Regions from separate parts of the Homo sapiens genome. Here region 2 is linked to region 1. A link is a loop called in an ENCODE intact Hi-C map of the cell type or tissue named here. Cell type or tissue: mammary epithelial cell. All regions are shown on one strand. Links, peaks and the distances in the headings refer to the core of each region. The heading gives the core; the rest is flanking DNA.

What was found. Hi-C counts contacts between places; a loop is a spot of excess contacts. Peaks named below come from ENCODE experiments on the same cell type or tissue, not always from the same donor. Only the 100,000 strongest peaks of a DNase experiment are listed, where the experiment ranks them.
Region 2: a loop joins it to region 1, with 19 times the contacts of the local background. A loop is called at or near these places in 3 of 110 quality-filtered maps.

What each region holds. Positions count from the first base shown.
Region 1 is chr14:34,541,426-34,553,300 of GRCh38, forward strand. LOC112268123 (a long non-coding RNA gene) reads right to left here and starts at 2,029. Exons shown (of 2, transcript XR_002957583.1): 1 at 1,524-2,029; 2 at 1-564. It overlaps LOC105370449 (a long non-coding RNA gene), which reads right to left. Exons shown (of 3, transcript XR_007064114.1): 2 at 10,289-10,365; 3 at 2,664-3,368. It overlaps LOC105370447 (a long non-coding RNA gene), which reads left to right. Exons shown (of 2, transcript XR_943739.1): 2 at 1-281. It also overlaps the pseudogene RNU1-27P. RefSeq lists enhancers at 5,028-5,599, 5,103-5,333, 5,600-6,171. In mammary epithelial cell, for the core only: no CTCF peak of the experiment used is centred there; DNase peaks (open chromatin) are centred at 6,586 and 7,066.
Region 2 is chr14:35,415,179-35,427,053 of GRCh38, forward strand. No RefSeq gene overlaps it. Among named protein-coding and RNA genes, the nearest start is that of NFKBIA, 16 kb to the left of the region's middle. In mammary epithelial cell, for the core only: a CTCF peak has its summit at 7,401 (motif pointing left); a DNase peak (open chromatin) is centred at 5,083.

The sequences.
Region 1 (11,875 bases), core at 1,829-9,828:
GTGCTGTTTGAACTGTTGAGTTTCCGTTGCTGGCTGAGTGCGTTTTGTCCTTCACGTAACCTTCGCTGGTAAAAATAAGCCCATGTGATGTCCACCAGTGGATGAATGCTGGACCGAGAGCCCTAGCTTCTGGATCCAGGTCTAGGCCCTTCATCTGCTGCTCTGTGGCCCAGGGCAGGTTTGCTTGACCTCTGCCTCAGTTCTCGACTCTAAAGGACATACTGACCTACCTCACAGGGGTGTTGTGAGGATTAATAAATGTTGGTACTCTGCTTTGGAAATGTGAAAATGCTGTGTAAATGTTAAGAAATACTAAGTATAGGGCCAGAAGCTATACAGTGTTTCACTTAACCGTTTGCCATTCTGTATTTACCAAGGTGGTCTTTTCTGGGGAAGGAAGTAGAGTGGAAGGTGCATCCCTTGGCCCCTGGTTTACATTATTAGGGTGCTTATTGTAGGAATGCACTCTAAAAAGTGGGCGTAGAATGAAAGCAGCCGTCCAGTGGTCCTCCCTTTTCTGTAGTTTCACTTTTCTTGCTTCAAGTTACAGCAGTCACCTGAAATCTGAAAATACTAAATGAAAAACTCCAGAAACAATTTATGTCTTAAATGTTGTGCTGTTCTGAGTAGCGTGATGAAATCTGTTGCCGTCCTACCTGGAACATTGAGTCATGCCTCTGTCCAGTGTGTCCATGCTGTATACACTGTCCACCCATCAACCAACCACTAAGTAGCTGTCTTGGTTGTCAACATAACAGATCACAAGAAGATTGAGGTTGGGTGTGGTGGCTTACCCCTGTAATCCCAGCACTGTGGGGGTCCAAAGTGGGAAGATTGCTTGAGCCCAGGAGTTCAAGACCAGCCTGGGCAACTAAGCGAGATCCTATCTCTCGAAAAAATTTTAAAACAACTTTTTGGCTGGGCGTGGTGGCTCACGCCTGTGATCCCAGCACCTTGGGAGGCCAAGGCGGGCGGATCACGAGGTCAGGAGATCAAGACCGTCCTGGCTAACACGGTGAAACCCCGTCTCTACTAAAAATACAAAAAATTAGCCAGGCGCAGTGGCGGGCACCTGTAGTCCCAGCTACTCGGGAGGCTGAGGCAGGAGGATGGCGTGAACCCGGGAGGTGGAGCTTGCAGTGAGCTGAGATTGCGCCACTGCACTCCAACCTGGACGACAGAGCGAGACTCCGGCTCAAAAAAAAAAAAAGAATTAGCTGGGCGTGGTGGCGGGTGCGTGTAATCCCAGCTACTCGGGAGGCTGAGGCAGGAGAATCACTTGAACCTGGGAGGCAGAGGCTGTAGTGAGCCAAGATCGCGCCATTGCATTCCAGGCTGGGCAACAAGAGCGAAACTCTGTCTCTAAATAAATAAAATAAAATAAAATAAAATAAAATAAAATAAAATAAAAAATGGCATGTAATATAAAAATGAGGGGAGAACCCTTTTAGGCAGGATTTAACTTTGGCTACAGGTAACTAAAACAATGAGCAGCTTAGACAGGACTTATTTTTCTCACCTACCCAGAATTTAAGGGGTAGCAGTTTGGGGCTGTTGGCCAGGCTATTCACCAGGCGGCCCCTCCTCCGTCTGCTCTACCATGCCAGGTGTAAGGTCTCCCGGCCATGATTGTTGCTTCCAGGTACCAAGGCGGCCGCTACACTCCAGGCCTGAGTCTGACTTCCAGGTAGAAAAAGGGGGTAGGGACAAAGACTTTCTTCAAAAAGTGGCTTGGCCTTTTTATTCTCCTGGAGATGCCCTTTCCGGGGACGTGTGTCTAACTGGCCAGAACTGTGTTGTGTGATGAGGAAGTTGAGCTGTTTTAGCTGGGTGTGTTGATCCTGTGGACAAAATCAGGGTCTGTTAGTAAGACAGGAGTGGCCACTGCAGGATACCCTGCCAACAGCACAGAACGAGTCTGGACCTGAGAAACAGTAAAACTGACCTGTGATTAGAGGTTTCGTTTGTTGTTGTTGTTGTTTGTTTTTTATGTGTTTTTTTTGGTTCTTGTTTTGTTTTTTGTTTTTTGTGACGGAGTCTCACTCTGTCGTCCAGGCTGGAGTGCAATGTCGCGATCTCGGCTCATTACAACCTCCGCCTCCTGGGTTCAAGTTTTTCTCCCGCCTCAGCCTCCGGAGTAGCTGGGATTACAGGAACCCGCCATCATGCCCAGCTAATTTTTGTATTTTTTAGTAGAGACGGGGTTTCACCATGTTGGCCAGGCTGGTCTTGAGCTCCTGACCTCAGGTTATCCGCCCGCCTTGGCCTCCCAAAGTGCTGGGATTACAGGCGTCAGCCACCGCGCCCGGCCCAGAATTTTTTTTTTTTTAATTATTTTACATGAGAGGCCGGGTGCGGTGGCTCACACCTGTAATCCCAGCACTTTGGGAGGCCGAGGAGGGCAAATCACGAGGTCAGGAGATGGAGACCATCCTGGCCAATATGGTGAAACCCCCGTCTCTACTGAAAACACAAAAATTAGCCAGGCGTGGTGGCGAGCACCTGTAGTCCCAGCTACTTGGGAGGCTGAGGCGGGAGAATCACTTGAACCCGGGAGACGGAGGTTGCAGTGAGCCGAGATTGCGCCACCGCTCTCCAGCCTGCTGACAGAGTGAGACGCCGTCTCAAAAAAAAAAAATACATATATATATGTGTGTGTGTGTGTGTGTGTGTGTGTGTGTGTGTGTGTGTGTATAAAACATTAGAAGAAAATCAAATGAGTCCAGAGAGTTTGTTGTGGCCCTAGGACTTGTAACAGGACACGTAAATTCTGGGGCTGAGGCTGCCATTGTGGGGTGGCCTTTGGGGGTTCTATGCGCTATGCGCTGATGCTGAGCAAGCAAAGAGAAGCAAGAGTTTGGAGCAAACAGAGAGAAGCAGGGAGGCTTTCCGTGACCCCCTTGTCTAATATGTTAAGCCCTCAACCCCAGCCTTTTCTCTCCATGCCCTCTTCTCTATCCCTTGGTCCACGTTTTTCCCCCTTCTGCTTCGTATTATTGCTTGTCTGCTCACTGTCCGTCTCCCCGTTCCGTTTCTCTATTGCTTCACGAAAAGACCACCCTCAAAACGTAAGGGCTTTGCAACAACAGTGATCATTCATTTGTATCCCAAGTCCGCAGTTTTGATGTTCTGCTCCCTGATGCCTAGGGTCTCGGCTGGGGACTGAAACCGTTTCCATGCATTTCTCTCCACAAAGCCTCGGGCTTCCTCACGACACGGCAGCCTGCGTAGTCAGCCTTCTTCCATGGCGGCGCAAACCTCCAAGACGATTCCGGTAGACCCAGATGGGAGCTGTAAGGATGCCTCCGACCCAGCCTCGGGAGACCCTGGACATCACTTCTGCCACATGCCGTTGTGCAAGGTAGTCACTAAGGCCAAACCAGATCCAAGGAGAGGGGAATTGGACTCTACTTCTCGATGGGAGAAGTAGTAAAGATAAGAAACTTCTCAGGCTACTGTCCAAAAAAATCGGCTGGGCGCGGTTGCTCTCACGCCTGTAACCCTAGCACTTTGGGAGGCCGAGGCGGGCGGATCACCTGAGGTCAGAAGTTCAAGACCAGCCTGGTCCACTAAAATACAAAAATTAGCCGGGCATGATGGCGGATGCCTGTAATCCCAGCTACTCGGGAGGCTGAGACGGGAGAATCGCTTGAACCCGGGAGACGGTGGTTGCAGTGAGCCGAGATCACGCCACTGCACTCCAGCCTGGGCGGCTGAGCGAGATTCCGTCTCAGAAAAAAAAAAAAAATCGAGGACGACTCACCATCTAAGCATAAAACGAAGGTTGAACAGATTACATAGAATATCTCAGATCGTGTGAGTTGACTATAAAACATAACAGTGGCTGGACGTGGTGCTTCACGCCTGTAATCCCAACACTTTGAGAGGCTGAGGTGGGCAGATCACCTGAGGTCGGGAGTTCGAGACCAGCCTGACCAACATGGAGAAATCCCGTGTCTACTAAAAATACAAAATTAGCCGGGCGTGGTGGCGCATGCCCGTAATCCCAGCTACTCGGGAGGCTGAGGCAAGAGAATCGCTTGAACCCGGGAGGCGGAGGTTGCGGTGAGCCGAGATCGCGCCATTGCACTCCAGCCTGGACAACAAGAGCGAAACTCCGTCTCACATAAGAAGAAGAAGAAGAAGAAGAAGAAGAAGAAGAAGAAGAAGAAGAAGAAGAATACAATAATAATAATAGTGTATTTACAGATTTTCCCAAGTGTTCAAAAATGGTTTGTTGTCCAGCGTTATACACTTAACTCGACCGGTGCACGGTTTGCATAGTGGACAACTTTGTACTTTGTCCTGATTTTTTTTTCCCTCAAAGTAAGAGGCTTGATTCCCCCCCGACTCCACCCGGCCCCCCTCCTTTAGGTTTTCCTAGGTTTCGTCGCCGCCTATGTTAGTTACAGCCGTTTCTGACAGGCCTACCAGGGAAGATGCTCAAGGAAAACGATGTTCTGTCAAGCTGCTTGGGGAAATCTTAGTGCTTAATGTTTAACCGGGGGGAGGAGGCGAACCTCATAATAGTTGTGCCCTGTGGGGAAGACTTCTGTTGGGCTGGCGAGAAGAGAAGGGGCCGAAACTTGCTTTTTGCTGAAAGGAAGGTGAGCCCAAACCCGAGCCCTGCCCGGCCCAGACGCTAGATCCCTTGGGGACTGGGCGGTGGGGCCGCAAACTCTCTTTCGCTCGCTCGCTCGCTCGCTCGCTCTCTCTCCCCCTCTTTTCTTCCTTCTCTCTCTCTCTATCTTCCCTCTGTCACTGTCTCTCTCTCTCTCTCTCTCTCTCTGTCTTCTCTCTCCCCTCTCTCCTGTCTCTCTCTCTCTCTTCTCTCTGTCACTGTCTTTCTGTCTCTCTCTTCTCTCTGTCACTGTCTCTCTCTCTCTCTCTGGCACTCTCTCGTCCTCTCAGGCCTCCCTTTCAGGTCCCAGACTCCCGGCCGCGCGCCCACTTGCGCCCAACCAGCCCCGGAGACACCCAGGCCTGTCCCACGCCGTCGGTAGGTCCCCGGTCCGGGAGCGGGAGAGACCGGAGCGCCGGGGACGACCCCGGCAAGGGCGTGGCGTATGCAGATGAGCACGGCGCGCGGAGGCTGCCGGTCACGCTCGGCCTGGGACCCCATGTCCCGCGCGCGATATCCGAGTGCTGTCGGGGTGTCTTCCCCTAGCGGCAACGGTGGAGCGAGGGGGCTGGAGAGGGTGAGGGGGCTGGGGCCGCACGAGAGAAGTGACCGTGTGTTGAGAGTGTGGTGGGCGCGAGGGTATGAGAGGAAGCCGCACGGCCAGTCCATACTTACCTGGCAGGGGAGATACCATGATCACGAAGGTGGTTTTCCCAGGGCGAGGCTTATCCATTGCACTCCGGATGTGCTGACCCCTGCGATTTCCCCAAATGTGGGAAACTCGACTGCATAATTTGTGGTAGTGGGGGACTGCGTTCGCGCTTTCCCCTGCCTTACTGGAAGTTGAAAGGTAGCTGTTATTATGATCGGCGCTGGGTCTGGATGTGTGGTGTTCAAAACACGGGCTGCTGGGCAGTTCGCTTTCGTTTTCACGTTTTTGTGGGGGTAGGGCGATTGCTGCTTTTTTCTCACCCCGCGGGGGATCCTTTAGTAACGCGCCAATTATACTGTGGGTTTATGTTCTCCAGGGTATTGTCGTGAAAACGTCACGATCTCGTGCTTTCTCCAGGCCAAAGCCGCGTTTTTCCTGCAAGTTTGGGGTGTGTAGAGGAAAAAGCCAGAACTGCTTTCTCTTCCCTGGGGAAAATATCCCAGGGTCTTGGTAACCGCTGGCAGAAACGACAGAATACGTACGGGGCGGGCAATTAATCCTGGTCCAGGGAAGTATCCGGCTTAGAGGTTTAGGAAGGACCTGTCGGGGTTGAGTTCCCCACCCAGGGGGAGATCGAGTCCGCGGGAGCTGCTGATCCCACCCAGGCAGCTGCTGGGCTTGTTGGCAGCAGCGTCTTCTGGAAGGACTAGAACGGAGTCATCCCACTCCCAGAGAAGCAGGCGTGTCATGCATGACAGTGAAGGCCGGACTACAAGGCCCTCAAGAACAGGAGACTTTGGGTCCTCGCTAACGGCCTTGGGAGACCACGCAAGACTGGTCAGAAAAGCCAGGTAGAAAGGCTTTTCATGGGCCGCGCGCGGTGGCTCACGCCTGTAATCCCAGCACTTTGAGAGGGCGAGGCGAGCGGATCACTTGAGGTCAGGAAGTTCGAGACCAACCTGGGCAACATGGTGAAACCCCCGTCTCTACTAAAAATACAAAAATTAGCCAGGCGGCGTGGCGCGTGCCTGTAATTCCACCTGCTCCAGAGGCTGAGCCATGAGAATTGCTTGAACCCGGGAGGCGGAGGTTGCGGTGAGCCGAGATCGCGCCATTGCACTCCAGCCTGGGCAACAGAGCAAGACTCCGTCTCAAAAAAAAAAAAAAAAGAAAGAAAGAAAGAAGGAAAGAAAAAGGCTTTTCATGAATGCTTTTAGGAGAGTCTCGTGACAGCCTCTGTACATGTCCCCAGGAGGAAACAAGAGACTCTGATGTTCAGGGCCACCATCCTGACATGGACCTTTCCTCCAGTTATAATGTTGCCATTTTGCTGTCTTAAGACCCTTATGTCCAAGCCTTCCCAGACCTCAGCACCCCCGGGATATGTGTAATAGAAGGGTAAATACACGCCAGGCGCGGTGGCTCACGCCTGTAATCCCAGCGCCTTGGGAGGCCGAGGTGGGCGGATCACCTGAGGTCAGGAGTTTGAGACCAGCTTGACCAACGTGGCGAAATCCTGTCTCTACTAAAAATACAAAAATTAGCCGGGCATGGTGGTGTGTGTCTGTAATCCCAGCTACTCGGGAGGCTGAGGCAGGAGAATCGCTTGAACCCAGGAGGCGGAGAGGTTGCAGTGAGCTGAGATCATGCCACTTGTACCACTCCAGCCAGCCTGGGCAACAGAGCGAGACTCTGTCTCAAAAAAAAAAAAAAAAAGTAAATAATACAAAACTGGTAGAAGGAAAGAAAAATGTTGGCCAGGCACGGTGGCTCACGCCTGTAATCCTAGCGCTTTGGGAGGCTGAGGCGAGAGGATCACTTGAGCCCAGGAGTTGGAGACCAGCTTGGGCAACACAGCAAGAGACCTCGTCTCTAAATTAAAACAAAACAAACCAAAACAAAACAGAAGGCAGGAGGAGGCTGCAGTGAGCGGTGATGGCGCCACTGCACTCCCACCCGAGTGACAAGAGCCTGCCTCAAAAAAGAAAAAACAAAAACATGTGCCCCTGGTGCCATAAGGAAAAGAGACTTTCCCCTTCCTTTGAGGCGTGAGTCTCTGCTTTTTGAGACAGGGTCTCTCTCTGTCACCCAGGCTGGGGTGCAGTGGCGTTATCCTAGCTTACTCACTGCAGCCTCGAACTCCTGGGTTCAAGCGGTCCTCCGGCCTCAGCCTTCCTCCTTAGCTGGAACCACAGGTTTGCGTTACCACACATGGCTAACTGGCTAATTTTATTTTATTTATTTTTTTTTTTTTGTAGAGACGGTGTCTTCCTATGTTGCCCAGGCTGGGCTTGAACTCCTGGGCTCAAGCGATCCTTCTGCCTCGGCCCCCCAAAATGCTGAAATTACGGGTGTCAGCCACCACGCCTGGCCTACGTGAGTCATATTAACAGCTAAATAAGCCTCTTGCCAGTTTTACAACCTAGGAAGGTTTTCCCTTGAGGGCCTTGAAGCCACCAACTCAAAAGGTAAATATCAAGGAAGATAGTGTCCCCCTGTCTCCTTTCTGTCTCTGGGAATTTACTTATGTATTGATTGATTTATATTTATTTACTTTTTTGTTTTTCTTTTTTGAGACAGTCTTGCTCTATTGCCCAGGCTGGAGTGCAGTGGTGCAGTCTCGGCTCACTGCAACCTCCACCTCCAGGGTTCAAGCGATTCTCCTGCCTCAGCCTCTCAAGTAGCTGGGATTACAGGCGCGTGCCACCACATCCAGCTAATTTTTGTATTTTTAGTACAGACGAGGTTTCACCATGTTGGCCAGGCTGGTCTCAAACTCTTGGTAATCCGCCCGCCTCGGCCTCCCAGAGTGTTGGGATTACAGGCGTGAGCCACTGCGCCCGGCCTCTATCTCTGGGAATTTAGCCTAGGTGGCTGGCTCCAAGTTATCACTACCTCCTTGTCATGGAGGTATCAGAGGCTTTATTTTCCCTTTGGGTAAAGGCAATTAATAACACAGCTGACCGCTGCAATTACCAGTTGAACTGAGGATGAACTGTGTGTAGCAAACAGTGCTAGGTTTCTTTCTTGAGGACAAATCCTTGACAACATGTATTTTAGGGCTTGCATCTGCCTACCTATGTAAAGGGGTGACCTTTCTTGGGGCTATAAACGGAACTGTCGGCCGGGCGCGGTGGCTCACACCTTCAATCCCATCCCTTTGGGAAGCCAAGGCGGGGGGGTCACTTGAGCCCGGGAGTTTGAGGCCAATCTGGGCAACATATGGAGACTTCCTGTCTACTTAAAAAAGAAGAAAAAAAGAAAAATTGAAGTTGTGTACCCAGAAGTCCCAGAGTCTCCCATTGATTTCCTCAGCAGTTTGTTGAGGCTTTCTCAGAATTTACTGGCATAGATCCAGGAGCAGACCAAAATTCTGCCCAGGTGTTAGCCCATCTTTGTCTGGGCTCTCTTACTGACTATCCAAACTCAAGTTAGGCAAAAAGTGGTAGGGTAGGCCGGGCCCGGTGGCTCACGCCTGTAATCCCAGCACTTTGGGAGGCCAAGGCGGGCAGATCACCTGAAGTCAGGAGTTTGAGACCAGCCTGGCCAACGTGGCGAAACCCCGTCTCTACTAAAAATACAAAAATTAGCTGGGCATGGTGGTGTGTGCCTGTAATCCCAGCTATTTGGGAGGCTGAGGCGCGAGAATCGCTTGAACCCAGGAGGTGGAGATCTCCCTGCAGTGAGCCGAGATCGCACCACTGCACTCCAGCCTGAGCAATACAGCGAGACTCTACTAAGATTTGGGGACAGTCTAGAGAAAGAAGAAATGAGGAAAGGCTAAACTGCTGTGCTAGCTGCTCACAACTAAGGGGAATCAGTTCCTACTCTGGACCCCCTATGAAAGGAGCAAAGGAAACGGGAAAACCTTTTAAGTCATTATTGCAAGGGCCAGGAGGGCAGAAGGGGGATTGTAGAAAGAGATTCCAGAGGGCTGGGCGCGGTGGCTCACACCTGTAATCCCAGCACTTTGGGAGGCTGAGGCGGGCGGATCATGAGGTCAGGAGATCGAGACCATCCTGGCCAACATAGTGAAACCCCACCTCTACTAAAAATACAAACATTAGCTGGGCGCAGTGGCATGCGCCGGTAGTCCCAGCTACTCGGGAGGCTGAGGCAGGAGAATGGCATGAACCCGAGAGGCGGAGATCTCCCTGCAGTGAGCCGAGATCACACCACTGCACTCCAGCCTGGGCAACAGACTGAGACTCCGTCACAAAAAAAAAAAAAAAAAAAAAAAAAAAAAAGAAAGAAAGAAAAAAAAAAAAAAAGGAAAGAGGCACCAGAGAATGCAGAAGTTGCAGGGACCAGGGAATCAGGAGAGCCCAGAAGGACAAAACTCTCAGCTGAAAAATAATTGTTAAATATCGCAAAATTGACAGATTGGGGGAGTCTCGGCAGGGGAAACAGGAGAACCAACCCAATGTGTCAATAACTTCTTCAGCCCAAAAAATAGCCTTACCTTCTCTGATAGATACTGGTGCTACTTCCCCCCGCCTCCCCCTCCGAGACAGAGTCTTGCTCTGTCACCCAGGCTACAGTGCAGTGGCATGATCTCGGCTCACTGCACCCTCCGCCTCTCGGGTTCAGGCGATTCTCCTGCCTCAGCCTCCCGAGTAGCTGGGATTACAGGCGCCCACGACCAGGCCTGGCTGATTTTTGTAATTTTAGTAGAGACGGGGTTTCACCATGTTGGCCAGGCTGGTCTCAAACTCCTGACCTCAAGTGATCCGCCCGCCTCCACCTCCCCAAGTGTTGGGATTATAGGCGTGAGCCACTGCCCCCGGCCCTTTGGTGCTACTTATGCTTCAAGTTCCTCTGAAATTTCCCAATTTTCATCTGGTGATAGATCAATGCAGGTTGTTGATTTTCCGGGTAAACTTTCTACTTGTTACTTTTCGCTGGCAGTTCCCATACAGATAGGCCCTCTGACTGAGGAACATGTGTTCTTTCATTCTCTTGATTCTCCCGTAAACCTACTGGGAAGACACCTGTGTAAATTAAAGACTACCTACCATCATCTGCACTCTGGATGGAATATTTTGTGGAGCTCCTTGGAGAAAGAGACACCTAGTTGGTACTTGTATGCCTTCTGAAAGAAAAGGGGTATGGCAGAGAGTGAGTTTCACAGTGGACTGGAAAAGCATCCGGGCTGAAACAAATTGGCACATGTATGACGTTGGACCTTAGGGAATAATGATGCTATTTGGAGAGAGAGAACCAATAACTCACCAAAAGGATAAACCATGGTCAGGTATAAAATGATATCCTTTGTAGAGAACTCAATTTGATGGAATAAAACCGGTTATACAACAATTAAACAACAAAACCAACAACAAAAAAATAGGAGCTTATTTAAAAAGGGCACTTGTGGCCGGGTGCGGTGGCTCAAGCCTGTAATCCCAGCAACTTTGGGAGGCTGAGGCAGGAGGACCACTTGAAACCAGGAGTTTGAGATTAGCCTGGGCAACATAGGGAAACCTGTCTCTATTTTAAAAAAAATAATAGTAATCGAAGAAGAGGAGAAAGAAAAATTAAGGCCGGGGGTGCTGGCTCATGCCTGTAATCCCAGCACTTTGGGAGGCCGAGACAGGTGGATCACTTGAGGTCAGGAGTTCGAGACCAGCCTGTCCAACACGGTGAAACCCCATCTCTACTAAAAATACAAAAATTAGCTGGGCATGGTGCCGCGTGCCTGTAATCCCAGCTACTCGGGAGGCTGAGGCAGGAGAATCGCTTCAATCGGGGAGGCGGAGGCCGCAGTGAGCCGAGATCGCGCCACTGCACTCCAGCCTGGGCGACAGAGTAAAAACTCCGTCTCAAAAAGAAAAAAAAGAAGAAAAAGAAAAGAAAAGAAAAGAAAACTGAGGCTGCGAGTTTTCGCCCACTGACGTTAAGTGCGAAACCACCTCAGTAAGAAATCGTGGTAACTTTTGTTTGTCGTGTCTTCCTGAGTAAAAGTGACATGAACCACCTCAGAATATCTATCTAGTAGCCGAATGTAGTGACGCTGGAAGGAAAACTCAAGAGTCTTGAGTTTGAAGAAAGGAAGCCGGGTCCTCTTCAGTGGCAGCCACGCGGCGCCCCTCCCGGGAGCCCCAGAGTAGGGATCAGACGCCGTTCAGCCTTCTCCCCGCGGCACTGGAGCTTCCCCTCCCCGCCCCCGCACACAGGGTGGCCCCACAAAGTACCCTCTGGTCATTTCTGACTTGGACTCAAGAAATTGCCCGTTTTGTGATCAAAGAGGATAACCCGATAGGGGGCGGTGGCTCACGCCTGTCATCCCAGCACTTTGGAAGGCCAAGGTGGGCGGATCGCTTGAGCCCAGGAGTTCCAGACCAGCCTGGCCAACATGGCGAGACCCCTTCTCTACAAAAAATACAAAAATTAGCCGGGCGTTGGTGGCGCGCGCCCCTGTTGTTCCAGCTACTCGGGAGGCTGAGGCGGGAGGATCGCTTGAACCCCGGAGGCGGAGGTTGCAGTGAGCCGAGATGGCGGCGCCGCATTCCAGCCTGGGCGACAGAGCGAGTCAAAAAGCAACAACAAAAAAAGATAACCCTGCACCGCGCCCTGGGTGAACCCTGGCTCCTGGCTCCTTTCTA
Region 2 (11,875 bases), core at 2,475-10,474, 870 kb after region 1:
GAGGATGGGGGCACATCAGAGCCACCATATCCCATCCTATCCTAGAGGAATTGAATGTGAGTAGAAGTGAACAGATTATAAATAGACCTAGATAGTGTCCTCCTTCTCTTCTTTTCTTTTCTGTTGCCTGAGAGTAACCTCTGGGGTGGAGCCCAGGGTAGAGGAGGAAGGCTCCTTTTCAAACCTTCAGTTAAGGAGTTAAGGAGATAGGTGATGTCCTGGAGGCTTGCTTAGTCCAGTTCCCCAGGGCAAGATATCTAACAGGAAATTGGGGCAGAAGCTCTAGTTTAGAGGAATAGATGAGCATTTGCCTGGAGTATTCCCCATGTTAGAAATGTACTGGGGACATAGAATGGTGGGAAGGAAGCAGAATGAGAATGAGTGTTGTTGGTTGAAAGGCCATCTGACAAAGTGATGCATACTTAGACCTCTCATTGAGGACTGCAAGGCTAACGGCCCATGGACATATGACTGGCTGGCCCAGGTAGGGGTGTGGTGGCCAAGGCCCACCTGCTGCCCTTCTGGGGTGCTCTTTAATGGCTTTCAGAAGCAGAGGTATTTGCAACACCAAAATTTCATAAGCTCAAGAGCTTGACCCAGTTTAACAGAGTATACATAAACCAATAATATTTAAAATGAAAAGCCCATTGGTGTACAGAGAATGATGTATGCTTTGCAGTCTGACTAAGGCAACATCTGGAACAACTGATTTCCCAGGAAAGTTTCCCTTGAAGAGGAAACCCTAGGCAGTTTAGATCCGGGTAGACTTCACATCTTGGACTTTGGGCACAGAGAACTTCATTCAAATACTATTACATATGAACATATACTAAATTGTTTTATAAAAGTGGTACAGGAGGCTATTTGACGTATTGAGCCTCAGGGCATCACTGCAGCTTTCTGTTGTTAAAGGCCTTAACCTTCTCACTTTGTCTTTTCACTAGCAAGATTGAGTCTATCGATTTGTCAGGCCAGCTCAGTGACAAGACTGGAAATTAACTTAGAGGTATATGGGAGGGTTGTTGTCTGCAGGGTGTTGAACTGAGGCTAAAAATAGGTGGGGATTCCTGGGGCAGCCTCCTTCGTGGTCACAGGCACCACAAAAGGAAAACTCAGCAGGGAAATTTGCTTTCGAGCCCTGCCCACAAGGGAGGGTAAAAGCCCCCACCTCTGTTGCTCCCCACAGGAAAAGCTCAGGGTGACAGTGAGTTTGGTGCTTTCAAAATGTCAGGGCTCTCACAGACAGGCTGTCACCCCTTCCCGCCCCCAGACTTCTGATCAGAGGCTTTCCCTCTGGGTAAATTCACTTTCTTAGTTCAAGCTCAAATGTCTGTCCCTGACTGCCTGTAGCTATGTTTTGTCGCAGGCCTGATTAAGATAAAGGGAATGTGAAATATTGACACAACAGGGTTAATATGGGGGAGAAAAAAAACTCTAAAGAAGCAAAGCACTGTAGGTAGGGAAAGCAAAACCCATTAATCTGTCAAGCATTTATGAAGCTCTTTTTTTTTTTTTTTTGGTGCCTGGCACTATGCTGTGATATGGAGCATAATAAAAATAAATTTTTATTTATAAAATAAAAATAAATATGGCTCCTGCTCTCAAGGCGCTTCTAGGCTGGTGAGAAGACCAGCAGGTAAATGAGTAATTCTAGTAGGGAGTGATCAGAGATGTGGCCGAGGCCTGAACAAAGTGGCCTGGGAGCATGAGGCGAGGGAAGCCACACCACACTGAGAGGGATGGTCCAGGGCAGCTATTGAAAGACAAGTCAGAGTCAGGAGTGGGAAGAAGGATGTGCAGGCAGAGGGTTAAGCCTGTGGTGGGGCTGGGAGGTGTGAAAGCAGCTTCACAGGGCTTGCTGTGTGGTAGCGGGATATGAGTAGGCAGGAAAGACACAGCACACAGTCATGTGACCGAGCCGAGAAGCTGGGCCTGCACCCTGAAAGCTGTGGTGGATTACTGATCAGGTGTATGCTTTAGAAGACAGTGTGGCAAATAAACTGGAGTAGGTTAGGCATGAGGCTGGTGGCCAGTTAAAGACAGTGACTGGAGGCCAGGTGCAGTGGCTCATGCCTGTAATCCCAGCACTTTGGGAGGCTGAGGCAGGTGGATCACCTGAGGTCAGGAGTTTGAGACTAGCCTGGCCAACATGGTGAAACCCCGTCTCTGCTAAAAATACAAAAATTAGCTGAATGCAGTGGCGCATGCCTGTAATCCCAGCCACTCGGGAGGCTGAGGCAGGAGAATCACTTGAACCCGGGAGGTGGAGGTTGCAGTGAGCCGAGATATCACACGACTGCACTCCTGCACTCCAGCCTGGGCGACAGAGCAAGACTCTGTAAAAATAAAAACAACAACAACAACAAAAAAAAAAAAACAAAGACAGTGACTGGAAAGTGAGATGGCTACAGAGAAATCTAAGAACAAGGATTTTGAGGTCTGAGTGACTGATTGGATGTGAAGGAGACAAGGAAGAATCTAGGAGCTCTGTTTCTGACTTTGGTTATGTAGTGGAAAAACAGGAGGAAGAGCAGGTTGAGGGGAAGATGATGGGCTCCATCCTGGACACACTAATTTCAAGATCCTGGTAGATACAAACAGCCAATTTAATGTGGAGAGTTCTAAGAGCATGCAGTATATTGGAAGTCATTGACTTATTTGAGAAACGGACAAAGCCACCCAGGAATTGTGTGTAGAAGTCCAAACACCAAGACTGGGAACACCCAAAGAGGTGAGCTTGGCTGAGAAGCCAGCCAAGGAAACTGAGGAAAAGCATCCAGAGAGATGTGAGGAAAAGCAGAAGACAGGGCTGCCCAAAACCTGAAGACCGTGAGAAGTACAAGAAAGTGGTCTTTGTAAACCAAGTGTCAAGTATGGCAAGATTGTGTGTCTATAGGAAACTGCACAGATAAGCTAAAGCTCATGAATTCAGGCTAACTTGAGAAGAGAAAGGCCAGACTGAAAGAAAAGAAAGTTTTATTTAAGATATGATGTTTAATTACTTTTAAATACACAATTACAGGCTAACTAAAGGGCTCCTTCAGGGCTGTGATTCAAAGATTTACAATTATTTCATTAAAAGCACATAATGAAAACGTGGCATCTCTTTCATTTTATCAGTAAACAGATGGAAGTTGATGAAGTTAAGTGATGTGCTCAAGGTCACACAATGAAACAAATTGGACTAAAACCCAGATCTCTAGATATTGAGCCTGGTGCTCCTTCCTCTATATCGGTGGTTGGTACAAACTTTGGCTTGTATTAGAGTCACCTGGAGGGTTGTTAAACCACAGCTTGCTGGGCCACCCCCCAGAGATTTTTATTCAGTAAATCTGGGTTGAGGCCTGAGAATGCATTTCTTACCAGTTGCAGGTTACCTATTGCTTCTGGCCCAGGACCACATTGAGGACCACTCCTCCGTATAAGCCTCTTTATCTCTAACACTTAAAATACTCAAGGGTTCTAGAAGGGAGTTAGGTCTTTCAGGTTGCTTAATCATTTTCTCAGAAACCCTCCTTATACTATTAGTTTGCTTAAAAAGAATATTTTCTTCATGAAAACAGTCTCCTTGAACTTTATTCATTGAAAACACTCAAGCTGTTCTAGATAGACACTGTTCTGGGCATTAAAGATATAGTAAAATACTTTGTCCTCAGAGTCCAGGCACGGTGGCTCACACTTGTAATCCCTAATCCCAACATTTTGGGAGGCCGAGGCGAGAGGACTGCTTGAGCTCAGGAATCTGAGACCAGCCTGGGCAACATGGTGAAAACCCATCTCAAAATAAAATACAAATAATACAAAAATTAGCCTGGTGTGGTGTCGTGCACCTATAGTCCCAGCTACTTGGGAGGCTGAGGCGTAAGAATCACCTGAGCCTAAGAGGTCGAGGCTGCAGTGAGCCGAGATCGCACCACTGCACTCCAGCCTGGGCGACAGAGTAAGACCTTGTCTCCAAAAAAAAAAAAAAAAAAAAAAAAGGAACAAAAAAAACCTCTGTCCTCAGAGAGTTTACCTTGTGTAGGAGATACTAATAACACAAAATAAAAGAATATAATATGTTAGCAAGAGTGCTAAGGAGGAAAAAAGAAATCAAGGAAAAGTGTAGAAATGTAGGGCAGGAGAGCATGTTGACATTTTAGGTAGGGTGGCCAGAGTAGACAAGAAGGCAACCATGAAGTAAATACTTTTTTGTTGTTGTTGTTGTCTGGCTAGAGTGCAATGAGGTGATCTCGGCTCACTGCAGCCTTGACTTCCTGGGCTCAAGCAATCCTCCCACCTCAGCCTCCCAAGTAGCTGAGACTACTACAGGCATGCACCTGCAAGCCTGGCTAATTTTTTTTTTTTTTTTGTATGTTTAGTAGAGACGGTGTCTCACCACATTGCTCAGGCTGGCCTTGAACTTCTGAGCTCAAGCAATACACCTGCCTCGGCCTCCCAAAGTGCTAGGTGTACAAGCGTGAGCCACCATGCCTGGCTGAAGTGAAGACCTGAATGAAGAGCGTGAGCTGTGTGGCTGTGCAGGAAGGAGGGGCCAGGCGGTCTTCAGTGAGTGCAGAGGCCCGGAGAAGGATGCACCTTCAGGGACAGCAGGGAGTCAGCATGGGGGAAGTCGTGTGAGTCAGGGGAGTAATAGGAAATGAAATCAGAGGTAACAGAATGCCAGATCAATGCTGGGACCTTAGGAACTGATTTTGACAATATTTAGTAAATTCCCCTAGAAAATATCACTCCATTTCTCTTGCTTTAAAACATATTTTGAGGGAACTTTAGGTCCCAGCCTTGAGTGGGCCCCAGAAGCTCCCAATCCTAAAGGGTATAGAAGTTCCCTCCACAAAGTGGCTGATCAGTGTGCCAAGTTGCGTGTTTTCCCAAAGCAACAGAGTACAGACCCATATGGAGAGACGTATATGGAAGGAAATAGGTTTCTTTGGCCACCTTTTCTGTATAAATGTGCCCTACTCCATCCTCCCCCAACCCACACCCCAACTCCTATCCTCAGCTTCTTCACTAAATTCCAAGTGAATTGCCCTGGCAATGTCTACCACATTTTTTCTGTATTACGAATTTCATCGTCTACACTTCTGGGAAAAATTAACCCCACCCTTATGACTTGTGAGCTGTGGCTCAGACCTTCAGTCCTTTTTATGGTCAAGCTTTTGGGTCTTGGCCCACCCACAACCACCTGTAATGGGAAAAAAACCTCATTAAAACATTAAAGGACTTTTTGTCATCCTGGAAGGTTACTAAACTTATATTCGAACAAATAGAAATCTTCAAAGTATAATAGTTGCCACAGTCAAAGGCAGATTACTAGGCTGAATAGATCATTGGTCTAAGAAAGTTGTGGAAAAAAAATCATGTCCTTTGCAGCGACACAGATGCAGCTGGAGGTCATTATCCTAAGTGAATTAGTGCAGGAACAGAAAACCACATGCTGCGTGTTATCACTTATAAGTGGGAGCTAAACACTGGGTCACATGGACATAAAGATGGTAACAGTAGACACTGAGGACTACAGAAGGGAGAAGGGAGGGAGGGGGGGAAGAGACTGAAAAACTAGCTCCTGGGTACTATGCTCACTACCTGGGTGACAGGTTCCATTATACCCCAAACCTCAGCATCACTTATTACACCCTTGTCACAAACATGCACATGTACCCCCTGAATCTAGTACTTGACTATGTTGTCTTGGAACCTGGAGCTAGGTCCTGCAAAAAAAACTTGGAACTATAAAGATGCAGTCCTGAACTCTAAGAGATTATATTCTAAAATAAAATGTCTTAGACCTCTGAGGATGTAGGGGTATTTATGAAATTAATGTTTTCCTATTGGTACGTGAGAAATACTTTCTAGCAGAAAAACTACCAAAAAATGCAAGCCTCCCTCACATTTTGGTTTTAAGCCTTCAGAGACTACATTTATTATCTTGAACAGAATATAATTTTGAAGTCATATTGGCAAATTGTCAAGTTATCTGTGGGTACAAATTATAAAATACTGGATATAAAACCAGACCAGACACAGTGGCTCTGGCCAGGCACAGTGGCTCACACCTGTAATCCCAGCACTTTGGGAGGCCAAAGCGGGCGGATCACTTGAGGTCAGGAGTTCAAGGCCAACCTGGCCAACACCGTCTCTACTAAAAATACAAAAATTAGCCAGGCATGGTGGTGCTTGCCTGTAATCCCAGCTACTTAGGAGGCTGAGGCTGGAGAATCGCGTGAACCTGGGAGGCGGAGGTTGCAACGAGTCCAGATAGTGCCAGTGCACTCCAGCCTGGGTGACAGAGCAATACACCATCTCAAAAACAAAACAAAACACAACACAACACATGAGTTTTCACTGATGACTTTTCCAGATTTGAATTGGCTCTTGGGGGCCCACATAGAGCAGAGGGTGAATTTCTATAGGTGAACTTGCCAACCTCTCTAGAGCAGGCCCTGCTGCTCCACCTAGAATAACACATCACATGCAGGTTACTTCAAGATCCTAGCTGCTTCTGCTCCTAGGATCTGACAGCTGTTTGGGACAGGGACATTTTTTGCTGTTATTGATCTCTAAACTCTTAGACTGTAAGAGCTAGAAGTGACCTTTAAGGTCATTTAATCCAACTGTTCCTTTTATACTTGAAGCAAGTCTTTAACATCCTTGCCAAGGGCTCCAGCAATTTTGGTCAAACACCTCTATCTAGTGTTTACACTTAGGAATAATCTTAGGTGAGAACAAATATCCTGATTCCATGTACTGAGGAAGGCTTTTGTGCAGGAGGTAAGTTTTGGTGTGGTTAATATATTCAATTTAAATGTTATTCAGTTCAATTAAAAAAGATGAAAAGGAAACTTGGCTAATGCTTTTTTTTTTTTTGTCAAATGAAACAATATTGTGGATGAATAATCAAGAATATTTCTTTGGAATACAGATAAATGGTAAACACTAATCCTAAATATCCATCATATTTGCCATCCTAATTAAAAAAATCCCAAATGCCAGACCACAATAGCAAAATGCTTAATAGTGCTGCCTACCCCAGTAAGCCATCATGGCTTGTCTCCAACAACACAAACAGATTTTATGGCCCAGTCTTTACATGAATCACTCTGTGAAAATGATAGCAAATGTAATAACCCCAGACAGCTGCAATTATCTAAGTGTCTCCCTATTAGCCATTTGAATGGCTGAAGCCTTATAATCAAATTAGAGTGAATGCTAATTGAAATCTAATAGAGCTTATATCCATGTGATTAGATATCAGAATTTGATTCCAATATTGTTAAATTACAGACAGGGCCCATCAAGTCATACTAAAATGCGGTAACCTCAATGACAAAAGGAGATGGATTCTTTCAATAAAGAGAGCAAGCCGGAACCAGTTTGTATGGTGTTACCGCCACCTACTGGGACTTAGTGGAACCGCAGAGACAATTTTTCCTTTGACGTGGGCACAACTATTCTCTTTTCTCTTTTTTTTCTTTTTTTGACGGAGTCTCGCTCTGTTGCCCAGGCTGGAGTGCAGTGGCGCAATCTCAGCTCACTGCAACCTCTGCCTCCCTGGTTCAAGCGATTCTCCTGCCCCAGCCTCCTGAGTAGCTGGGACTACAGGCGCGAGCCACCACACCCGGCTAATTTTTGTATTTTTAGTACAGATGGGGTTCCAGCATGTTGGCCAGGATGGTCTTCATATCCTGACCTCGGGATCTACCCGCCTCGGCTTCCCAAAGTGCTGGGATTATAGGCGTGAGCCATTGCACCCAGCCTTTTCTTTCTTTTTTGAGGCAGAGTATCCCTCTGTTGCCCAGGCTGGAATGCAGTGGTGTCATCACAGGTCATTGCAGCCTCAACCTCCTGAGCTCAGGCGATCCTCCCATCTCAGCCTCATGAGTATCTGGGACTGCAGGTGTGTGCAACCACACCCAGCTAATTTTTGCGTTTTTCGTAGAGACAGGGTCTCACTATCTTGCACAGGCTGGTCTCAAACTCCTGGACACAAGCGATCCATCTGCCTTGGCCTTCCAAAGTGCTGGGATTACAGGCATGAGCCACCGCACCTGGCCTACATAGACACTTAAATATTTGCCTACTGGATTTGGCCCAAAATTAGCCTGATTATTTATTTATTTATTTATTTATTTATTTATTTATTTATTTTTGAGACAGAGACTCACTCTGTCGCCCAGGCTGGAGTGCAGTGGCATGATCTGCACTCACTTCCACCTCTGCCTCCTGGGTTCAGTCGATTCTCCTGCCTCAGCCTCCTGAGTAGCTGGGACTACAGGCACATGCCACCATGCTCCGCTCATTTTTGTATTTTTAGTAGAGATGGGGTTTCACCATGTTGGCCGGGATGTTCTTGATCTCACGGCCTCATGATCTACCCGCCTTGGCCTCCCAAAGTGCTGAAATTACAGGTGTGAGCCACCACGGCCAGCCAGCCTGATTTTTTAAAATTATAATTTTATTTTTTATATTTTTTATTTCAATAGTTTTTGGGGTACAGGTGGTTTTTGGTTACATGGATAAGTTCTTTAGTGGTGATTTCTGAGATTTTAGTGCACCTGTCACCTGAGCAGTATACAATGTACCCAATATGTAGTCTTCCATCCTTCACTGGCCTCCCAGCCTTCCCCTACAAGTCCCCAGAATTCATTGCATCATTCTTATGCCTTTGTGTCCTCATAGCTTAGTTCATGCTTTTAAGTGAGAACATAAATTATAATTTTCTTTACTCCAGTGTGTATTCCTAAACCATGCTGAATTGTTAATAAGGCAAGAATATAAACATATAAATGAAAAAGTTTGAATAAAACTTACTGGAAAAGCAAAGAAATATCATTTGAAACATTTAACAAGGGTTAAATACATCTGAAGTGATAAAAAGCTTACTTCAATGCCAGCCTTATGGCTAGTGACAGGCAGAACAATGCCGCCCCCCGCCACCCTCTGCCCCCGGATGTCTTAGTCCTAATTCTCAGAATTTGTGATTTTGTTAGGTTATATGGCAAAAGGGAATTTAGGCTGCAGATAGAATTAAGGATATTAATCAGACGACCTTGAGATAAGGAGATTAGCCTGTCTTAGCCAGGTGGGCCCAGTGTAACCATAACAGTACTTATAAACAGAGGAGGGAGGCAGAAGAGAAACAGGGAAATGGCAGTGTGAAAAAGACATGGCCTGATGTTGCTGGCTTTGAAGGTGGAGGGATGAGGCCACAAGCCAAGGGATGCAGGCAGCCTCTAAAGTGGGAAAAAGATCAGGAAACTGAGTCTTCTCTAGAGCCCCCAGAAGGAGCACAGTTCTGCTGCCCCCTTGATTTCAGCCCAGTGAGACTCATTTTGGACTTCTGACCTTCAGAACTGTTACATAATACATTTGTATTGTTTAAGCCACTAAATTTGTGGTAATTTGTTATGGCAGCAATGGGAAAACTTATACATGGATTGACAGAAGGGAAGCTGAAAGTGAAGAGGCAAGTAAAGATCAAGGCACTGTTACACACGGGCAAAGCAGTAGACATGGAATCAGAAATTCCCAGTTACTGTTAGTATCTCTGTAACTCAATTACTTAACCTCTCTGTGTGTCAATACTTTCATCTGTATGAAGGGCTGGTACTTCCTCAGATGGCTGTTGTGAGGAGGAAATGAATCGATGCGAACCCTTAGCACAGTGCGTTTGGAGAGCCCTAACACATGTGCACCGCTGTTGCTGCTGCCACATGCCATCACTACGACTGCCACAGGGTTAATGGTGGTTTTTTGTTGTTGTTTAATGAGTAGGTGTTTATTTACAAAATTATGTGTACCATATATACATAATTCAGACAAAATTCACAAATGAAGGATTACAGATTAAAATTACATTAGCTTTTTGCATATAACAAGGTTTTATTTAGCACATTCAATTAAACGCATGCCTCTAATCACATTGCATTTTTGGTGGTTGCTGCACAGTAGATGACAGGCCTTGGCTTACAGAAGTGAAAACAGACCATCTCAGTGTAAGCAATTATTCTTGAAATTTTGATTGGCAACTTTGGCTCTAGGTTAGTAAAATTAAATTTGCTTCTTATTAATCATGACTATTGGGTACCAATTTAGGGTGTCACTCTTTCATTAAGTTTTTGGAATAGGTCAGAATATACAGAACTACACAATATTAAACATGGTGCTAGGCCAGGCGTGGTGGCTCACATCTGTAATCCCAACACTTTGGGAGTCCGAGGTGGGAGGATCACTTGAGGCCAGGAGTTCAAGACTAGTGTGGCCAACATGGCGAAACACTGTCTCTACTAAAAATACAAAAATTAGCTGGGTGTGGTGGAGGGTGCCTGTATTCCCAGCTACTCAGGAGGCTGAGGCCGGAGAATCGCTTGAAGCTGGGAGGCAGAGGCAGCAGTGAGATGAGATTGTGCCACTGCACTCCAGCCTGGGCAACAGAGTAAGACTCCATCTCAAAAAAAAAAAAGAAAGAAAATGGTGCTAATGTTTGCAATTGAGAATCTCCGCAATGTAAATTTTTTACTTGATAGTTCTAATTAAAAGTGTCAGTTTTCACATTCTATATATAATTCCTATAATTATACATCATTTAAATTTTTTATTTTAAAAAAATTTATGTTCATAAGAAGTTGCAAAATAGTATAGAGAGTTCCCCTATGTCCTTCACTCATCTTTCTTCAGTGCTAATATTATCAAAACCAGCAAACTGATGCTGGTACAATGTTAACCATAACTACAGATCTTATTCAGATTTCACAGTTCTTACACATACTTTTTTTTTCAGTATACAAGTTCTATGAAATTTTTTCATATGTATAGGGTTGTGTAACCATTACCATGATCAGGATACAGAATTGTGCTGTCACCACAAAGAAACTCCTTGTATTACCCCTCACAGTCACACTGTCCCCTGTCCCTAAGCCCTGGCACTGACTGATCTGCTCGCCATCATTATAATTTTGTCATTTTGAGAATGTTACATAAATGGATTTATATTTCAACTTTTGAGATTGCCTTTTTTTCAAGCCAATTCACTCAGTGTAATGCCTTTGAAATCTATCCACGTTGCTATATGTGTTAATAGTTTGTTCCTTCTTATTAATGAGTAGTGCACCATTATATGGGGGTACCAGTTTATCCATTCACCTGTTGAAGAATATTTGTTTACAGTTTTGGGCTCTTACAAATGAAACTGCTATAAACATTCATGTACAGGTTTTTGTGTGAATATAAGCTTCATTTCATTTCATTTCTTTCTTTTTTTTTTTTTTTTTTGAGACTGAGTTTTGCTCTGTCACCCAGGCTGGAGTGTAGTGGTGCCATCTCAGCTCACTGCAACCTCCCCCTCCCAGGTTCAAGCAATTCTCTGCCTCAGCCTGCTGAGTAGCTGGGATTACAGGTGCCCACCACCACGCCCAGCTAATTTTTTTGTATTTTTAGTAGAGATGGGGTTTCACCATTTTGGTCAGGCTGATCTTGAACTCCTGACCTTGTGATCCACCCACCTCAGCCTCCCAAAGTGCTGAGATTACAGGCGTGAGCCACTGTGCCCAGCCCATAAGCTTCATTTCTTTAGATAAATACCCAGTTTTGTAAGGTTTTAGGAGTTAAGATCATTGGTGGTAAAATACTTTGTAAATGGCAATGCTCACTTCAAACTTAAGGTGGGTTATTCTGAGTTATATTAAGAATGATAAACAGTGACAAAAGGCTGAAAAATTTGGGGAGAATATGTGGTAAGAGTTGGCAGCAAAGGGAACCAAATTTTGAGTTTTTTACTTTGTAGAAAATAAAATGCTGTTAACGGAAAGTGTGAGACATAGGGGCAGCCTTTTATACAGTGGAAATGTGGGATTGAACTAAAAACAAAAGACTGAAA